Regions from separate parts of the Homo sapiens genome. Here region 1 is linked to region 2. A link is an interaction called in ENCODE POLR2A ChIA-PET data of the cell type or tissue named here. Cell type or tissue: OCI-LY7. All regions are shown on one strand. Region 1 overlaps KIF1A (kinesin family member 1A). Region 2 overlaps ANKMY1 (ankyrin repeat and MYND domain containing 1).

Region 1 (4,000 bases), 210 kb before region 2:
CCCCTCTGCCACCCGACCTGCTGCCCCCAGAGGCCGCCAAAGACCGAGAGACGCGGCCCTTCCCCCGCACCATTGTGGCCGTGGAGGTCCAGGACCAGAAGAACGGGGCCACCCACTACTGGACGCTGGAGAAGCTCAGGTGGGGCTGGAGGGCCGCTGGGTGGATGGTGGGAGGGTCCTCCTGGGCAGGGCTGAAGCCACAGGAGCGGTGGTAGGCACAGGCTTCACAGCGAGTACCTGCAGACACCGCTGTTCCTCCTGTTCCAATTATTTTAAAATCAGAAGAAAAATGTGAATAGAGTCCAGCCTTGTAGAATCCTCATTCTCTTTCTACCAATGCAGCAATCATACATAAAAATAGATTTGGACATTTTCTTTCGGAGGAAAGGACAGATGAGGGGAATGCTCCCTAGGCCCACAGGGGTCAGGACGGTGCAGTGGAGGGGAGGGCAGGCTGTGGCACCGACAGAACAGGCTGGCGGAGCGCCAAGAGCGGGTACAGCAGGGCCTGAAGGGTGGCTCCCCAGAGGGACTGGGAGAGGTGGTGGGGGATGGAAGGAATGCCCCCTTGCTCCTCCATTCAGGAAGCTGCCGGGAGGTGGATCCCTTAGCTGAGCCCAGTGGAAGGTGGAGGAGGAGCTGAGGTGGGGGTGGTGAGGAGGAAGCCTGGGCTGTGCCCCTCTGTGCCCAACGTGAGCTGGTGTCCTTCCTAAAGCTCGGCCTCTGCTGTCCCCACATGCTCACGCTGATTTGTCTTGAGCCCTTAATTTTTTTTTTTTTTTCTTTAAGAGACAGGGCCTTGCTCTGTTGCTCAGGCTAGAGTGCAGTGGTGTGATCATGGCTCGCTGCAGCTCAAACTCCTGGGCTCAAGTGATTGTTCCACCTCAGCCTCCCAAGTAGCTGGGACCACAGGAATGGAGTGCACTATGACACCCAGCTAATTTTTGAATTTTTTTTGTGGTAGAGATGAGGTCTCGCTCTGTTGCACAGGCTGATCTCTAACTCCTGGCCTCAGCCAATCCTTGCACCCTGGCCTCCCAAAGTACTAGCGTTATAGGTGCAAGCCACTGCACCCAGCCAGGCCTCAAGTTACGGGGGTGACTGAGTCACCATGTGAGGTCAGCGCCATCAGTGGGGGAGTTGAATGTCACTCACAGGCCCCTGGGAAGCAGAGCATGGCACGCCCCACCCTGCAGGGCTACAGGGGGAGGCACCAGGCAGAGAGGAGTAGGAGTAGGGGAAGGCCCAGGCCACAGCCTGGGGTTGTGGGAAAGGCCAGGCAGAGCAGGGAGACAGCTTAGGCTTGGCTAGTTTGAATAATTCTGCAGGGCTCTGGGGCATAGGGCTGTCCCTAGTTGTCTGGTACCTTGTCCTGGGTGATTTAGGCCAGGGGGAATATTGGCCTGGTGTGTGAAAAAGTTAGAGAAAGGAGGTGGCTGGGGTACAGACTTGGGATTGGTTGGTTTGTGTAGGAAAGGCAGGGGTGATGGCAAGTTGCTGACTGTCTCTAGGAATTATCAGGACCTGGGCAGCCCTCCCCAGCCTGCAGTGCCCCCCAAGGAAGTCAAAACATCACAAGATACAGAAAATAAAAATATGATTAATGCATTCATACACACATACACATTCATGCAAACACACACACACACACACACACACTCATAAGCATTCATGAAGATGTGCACATATACACAGCATACACTCCCACACTCACCCTCCTCACTCTTCTGCCCTGTTCTCCCAGGTTACGTGGCTTGGAAGGACGGACAGCCACTGTTGATGTGGTTTCTCTTATACCTGAGATCTAGGGGCACAATGATTGCTTTTCCTTTGTCCTACATTAAGTTTTTCTTGGGAATAATAATTTGTAGGCTATTTTCTCTGTCTTCTGTGTCCCTACCCCCAGTTTGCCCTTTATTCCTCGAGCTCTTGCGCCTCTGTGGCCTGATCCCCGTTTCTGAGCTTCACTTGGGTTCTCTTCCCACCTCTCCGCCAGCTTTCCAGCAGCCCAGTGCCGCCAGCCCCTCTAGCCCCTCACTGCTTGTTCCCCAGCCCACCCCCTGGAGGGAGTTTGGGAGGAGCTGTTGGTGACCTTGCGTGCTTAGCTGAGTACGTTACTTGTGACTGACCAGCTCTAAGGGTCACAGAGGGGGTCTGTCTAGCAAGCCCCCTGGACCTTGATGACCCTGAGCTGGATGTGGTGGCCAGAGCTAGGCTGAGCCCACTGTCCCCAGGAGATAAGGGTGTGCGGTGCCAGCTGCTGAGCGCTGGGCCTGGGTCCACATTGACCCCTGCCGTCCCTGCAGGCAGCGTCTGGACCTGATGCGGGAGATGTACGACCGCGCTGCAGAGGTGCCCTCCAGTGTCATCGAGGACTGTGACAACGTGGTGACCGGCGGAGACCCCTTCTATGACCGCTTCCCCTGGTTCCGGCTGGTGGGCAGGTGGGCGCCTCCTCCCTTCCTTGGCAGAGAGAGAGATTGAGAGAGAGAGATGGCAGTGGGGGTAGGAGTGGGCCCTGGCCTGATACAAGGAGCGGCCCTGACAAGTGCTTTTCCAGCCCCATATTCCCAGCCCTGTCCTCCCTGGCCTGAGGTTCCTCCCAGCCATTCCTCTCCACACACCACAGGGCCTGTTATTTCAGGGGACGTGGGATGGGGTCTTGGCACTGCCACCCAAACCCACTGCAGGGCTGTAGCCGCCAGAACCCATGGGTCCATGTGTATGAATATGTGAGGCTCCCAAGCAAACTTTCCAGGTCACCTGTTGGTCCTGAGGGTGGGAACATGGAGGCAGGGCTGTGTCACCTGAGCCTTACAAATGGCTGCCTCCTTCCCCGGTCTCCAGTCTGGGGTCTGCACCCAGCCCCCTTCACCCCATGGGACCGTGGTATTCTGAGGCCTCAACGTGGCCAAACTCTCGAGGTCCTCATATGGCCTCAGCCACTCCCAGCCGAGACCCCTGTTCTCAGTCCCACCTGCAGGTGTCCTCCGGAACCTTCCGGAACCTTCCTGCTGGCCATACATGTGATTTCTTTCCAAGCCTGGGGGCACAGTTTTGGTTCTCTCATCTTTTAAAGCAGCATTCTCGATGGTCTGTGTGTTTGGTTTTGGTTTTAAACAGAAGCCCCCCAGCCCCGGCCCCGGCCCCTGTTCGTCCCTGCGAGTCGCTGGTGTTAACTTCTCTCTGTCTTGTCGCACTAACCTCAGTTCAGCCATCTCTGGCTGCAACAGCTACCCTCTTCTCAACACATGCATGAGCGAGCGCATGGCTGCTCTCACCCCCTCCCCCACCTTCTCGAGCCCCGACTCCGACGCCACCGAGCCTGCCGAGGAGCAGAGCGTGGGGGAGGAGGAGGAGGAGGAGGAGGAGGAGGAGGATGAGGAGGAGGAGGACCTGGAGGACGACGTCTTTCCGGAGCACGCGCTGTGCGACGGCCGGGACCCGTTTTACGACCGGCCCCCCCTGTTCAGTTTAGTAGGAAGGTTGGTGAGGTCGAGGAGAGCATGCTGGGGAGGACCCAGCTCTTTTGCACAGGAGCACTGCTGCGGGCACAGAGGAACCGCTGGGGCCTGGCCCGGGCCCTCCCAGGGCAGGCGAGGCAGGTGGAGGGGCTGGCCTCCTGAGGAGAGCACCCGAGGGCCCCCGGGCCCTGCATCCTTGCAGTGGGGCTGCTCACCCATCCTGGAGACGGTCGCTTTGGGCCGGCAGGGAAGAGTCTGGGTTCCAGGTACAGAAGAGGTAGTGCACCCCGGAGCTTGCAGCTGTGGCCCCAGGCAGGTGGGACTATTTCTGCAGAGAGGCCGTAGGAACCCCGGAGTGGCTCAGGCACCCAATGGCCGAGTTCCTCCCTGAAAGTCCCAGTGCAGGGCCCAAGGGGCATTTGATAGGTGAGGGCCAGCCGCCCCCAAGCAGGATGCCCGTCCTGTCATTCTCCTGGGAATCAACACTGTCCTAGCGGAGGCAGCCTCACCCCAGCTCAGCTGTCATCCAGAAGAGA
Region 2 (4,000 bases):
CTAGTGATTCTCCTGCCTCAGCCTCCTGAGTAGCTGGGATTACAGGCATGCACCACCACGCCCAGCTAATTTTTGTATTTTTAGTAGAGACAGGGTTTCACCATGTTGGTCAGGCTGGTCTTGAACTCCTGACCTTAGATGATCCGCCTGCCTCGGCCTCCCAAAGTGCTGGAATTACAGATGTGAGCCACCACACCCGGCCAAATGTCACATTCTTTTTCCCTCTGGGGGCCTTGGTAAAGGGGCAGGCTCTGATACACTCACTCCTGTTGTTTGTGGAGCTCACGTGTCCAACCAGTGCTGAAGAGTTATAAATCAGAGTCCTCCCCTGTGCCTACTGGGGCCTACAGCCAGCCTTCCAGGGCCAGCCTGTCACCTGTGAACCTGGCAGGGAGCTCAGCAGCATGGGGCTCCTGAGTGGGGACAGGACCCTCCAAACCTAAGATCAAGGTCACCAGGGAGAAGGCATGTCCGTGCTCTCCTGACTCAGGATGTCTAGGTAGTTTTAAGCCTCCCCACAGTCCCCCACCTGAGGAGAAGACAGAGAGGGAGCCTGGCTATCAGGCTGACTGCCTGGTAACCCCTCTGGGTGCTTCAGTTGCCGACTCTAATAGTCGCATGCCAGGCATCCCTGAGTTCTGCCACAGCCCTGGGTGGTCCCCATTCATTGCCAACCAGGCATGGTGGCTCAGCCTCAAGGGCATCCCGTCAGGTTCTGGAAGAGCAGCAATTTCTCACCAACTTCTCCATCTCACAGTCATACCATGGGCAGTTTTACCGGGACCACTGCCATGGCCTGGGTACCTACATGTGGCCAGATGGCTCCAGTTTCACGGGCACATTTTACCTCAGCCACCGAGAAGGCTACGGCACCATGTACATGAAGACACGGCTTTTCCAGGTGAGGGGGCTGCCATGTGTTCAGCTGGGGTCGAAGTGGCTGTGTGTGTCTAAGCCACTGGACAAAAAGATATTTCGGTCCTGGGGAAGTTTATTTGTTTAGCTACAAGTAGCTTTTTTACTTTTAATGATTAAAATGGTACCAATAATAAGGATATAGACTGAAAATAAAAGCCTCCTTGCATTTTATTCCCCAGAGGGATACCAGCAAATTGTTACATGTCCTTTAGATTTAAGAAACGCACGTGTTTATTTTTAAATATGTAAACTGGATCACTGTACACATAATGTTTGAAATGTGCCTTTTTAAATGGAGAACATGCCTAGTCTTTCAAATACAGATGCCTTTCCCCCTTTTATTACAGTATAATTTACAGTAAAATTCACCCATTTTAATATATAGTTCTGAAATTTTTGACAATTACAGGGTTGTGTAACTACTACTGTAGTCAGGATATACAAACAGTTCCATCACCCTCAAAATATTGCCATGGCCTTTGTAATAAATGTCTCCTTCAACAAACTGTGGCTGATCTATTTTGGCCTAGAATTTTGCCCTTGTGAGAATGCCATATTAATGGTGTCAACAGAAAAAAAACAAACTCTGCAAAATATTTTAAAGAGGTTTATTCTGAGCCAATATGAGTGGCTGTTACTGAAACACCAGGGGTTCGCTCTAGATCTTTCCGCTTCCTGCACAGAAAGCCCATCACTGAGACAATGAGTATTGCCAAGGAAGAAGGCTGTAATTTGGAGGTGCAGCTGAAGAGATGGGAGCTTAATCTCAAATCCATCCCCCTGACTAAAACTAGGGGTTTATATATCAAGGAAGAAATGTAATAATGTGTGAGAAAGCAGGAACTTGGGAGGGGTGAGGAAGCAGTCACGGTGAACAAAGGGCCTGGAGTCACATTGAATGCCATGGTCTGGTGAGTTTCAGTTCTTTGATACTTTCTGAGAGGAGTTTCAGCTCTTTGATACTTTTTGAGAGGCCTGAAGGTCTTTCCTGAGGAAGAAACTCAGATAAAACAAATTTAAGTTTCAAGCTTTAAGACCAGAAGGGTCAATTTCTATGTTTATCTGGAAACAACTCTCTGTAGGATTACTGGGCTGGTTTCAGTCCCCCCTTTTTGTTTATCAGTTCCTCAACCATGGGGAATCAGGTTGTGGGTCTTTCTGGCTGCTCCATGCTGAGGAGGGGCGTTGTGGGCAGCTCCATACCATGGGTGACCATGTGGTCACTTAGGAATCAAAGGTTAATCTAAATAGAGTTTTCTTCTAAAAGACAATCTCTTTCCATTCCCCCACTTGCATCAAAGACAAATAACAGTAGGACAACCTACTTGCAAAATAAGCTTCAGTTTCCTGGTGCCCTGATCACCCACACAAAGCACAGCAAGAACTGTGGTTCGCATAGGCTGTCCTAAACTGGCTTTGCCGGAACCTCTCGCAAGGCCATTTCAGTTAAAGCCTTGGGAAAATAACCAGTTCCCCCAGCTGTGTCCCATTATAAAATAAAACAGATTCTTATTAAACATATGCAAACAAACACGTTGCCATGAATTAAGAATATTCACAAATAGTTTAAAAATTCTGGAGAAATTAGGCAGAGAGAAATATGACTCAAATTTTGTTTACAAATGTATACTCTACTCAGTACACTTAAAGTATATTTCAAGGTTATGAATAGCTCAAAAGAAAAAAATTATCCTGACTCTGAAAGACAAAAGAAGAATCAGCAATATTTCAAAAAAAAAAAAAACATAAAAAGCATTCCAGTGTTCTGTTAGCTGAGTCCATGCAGTCAGCTCCTGCCCTGTGTCATATTGGGTGAGCAATGTTTATGAACACATCAGCCTTCCAATTAGTGCAGTGGAAGTTTTCTCTCTCATCCAGTGGCACAATCGCCAAAGTTATCAGACACCTGAATTCAATAGTCCTTTTCAGGAACTCCCCCAAAGAAGCAAGCCCTGGACGGTAGCTGATTACAAGTCACTTTTTTTGAGAAAGATCAAAGCAAAACAATTGTGGATGACAAAAGTCTTAAGGCAGCCATAGTCAAAAGATAGAGATGACAAGGAAATTTGGTTATTTCTGTGTCATACAACAATTTAACATAATAATCATTAACTATTGTTGACAACATATATTTAAACATATTAGAATTTCAAGAATGTCATAAATCCTGGAACACATATTAATAACATGTATATAAATAAAACCCAAAGAAAGTTAAATACCACCTCACAATTTACAATGCTTCCGGTATAATTCTAATATAACAAATAAGCCTAATATGTCTTTCTTGGACTTCAGGAAGCCTAATATCCAAAAAAAGTTAATTTAAGATCAAAAATTTACCTTCATCAAGAGTAAGATCTTTTTTTTTAAATTTATTATTATTATACTTTAAGTTTCAGGGTACATGTGCACAATGTGCAGGTTAGTTACATATGTATACATGTGCCATGCTGGTATGCTGCACCCACTAACTCGTCATCTAGCATTAGGTATATCTCCCAATGCTATCCCTCCCCCCTCCCCCCACCCCACAGCAGTCCCCAGAGTGTGATGTTCCCCTTCCTGTGTCCATGTGTTCTCGTTGTTCAATTCCCGCCTATGAGTGAGAATACGCGGTGTTTGGTTTTTTGTTCTTGCGATAGTTTACCGAGAATGATGATTTCCAATTTCATCCATGTCCCTACAAAGGATGTGAACTCATTTTTTATGGCTGCATAGTATTCCATGGTGTATATATGCCACATTTTCTTAATCCAGTCTATCATTGTTGGACATTTGGGTTGGTTCCAAGTCTTTGCTATTGTGAATAATGCCACAATAAACATACGTGTGCATGTGTCTTTATAGCAGCATGATTTATAGTCCTTTGGGTATATACCCGGTAATGGGATGGCTGGGTCAAATGGTATTTCTAGTTCTAGATCCCTGAGGAATCGCCACACTGACTTCCACAATGGTTGAACTAGTTTACAGTCCCACCAACAGTGTAAAAGTGTTCCTGTTTCTCCACATCCTCTCCAGCACCTGTTGTTTCCTGACTTTTTAATGATTGCCATTCTAACTGGTGTGAGATGGTATC

Evidence for each region. ChIA-PET counts read pairs that join two places held together with the same protein. Peaks named below come from ENCODE experiments on the same cell type or tissue, not always from the same donor. Only the 100,000 strongest peaks of a DNase experiment are listed, where the experiment ranks them.
Region 1: POLR2A ChIA-PET joins it to region 2 with 9 read pairs; 2 of 35 experiments call an interaction of 5 or more read pairs at or near these places.

The regions. Positions count from the first base shown.
Region 1 is chr2:240,756,804-240,760,803 of GRCh38, reverse strand. KIF1A (kinesin family member 1A) reads left to right here. Exons shown (of 49, transcript NM_001244008.2): 25 at 1-139; 26 at 2,307-2,444; 27 at 3,210-3,485. Among named protein-coding and RNA genes, the nearest start is that of KIF1A, 61 kb to the left of the region's middle. In OCI-LY7, no CTCF peak of the experiment used is centred here; no DNase peak of the experiment used is centred here.
Region 2 is chr2:240,549,815-240,553,814 of GRCh38, reverse strand. ANKMY1 (ankyrin repeat and MYND domain containing 1) reads left to right here. Exons shown (of 18, transcript NM_001282771.3): 4 at 758-901. Among named protein-coding and RNA genes, the nearest start is that of ANKMY1, 6.2 kb to the left of the region's middle. RefSeq lists a silencer at 1,842-1,941. In OCI-LY7, no CTCF peak of the experiment used is centred here; a DNase peak (open chromatin) is centred at 1,824; H3K4me3 peaks cover 1,055 bases; H3K27ac peaks cover 2,546 bases.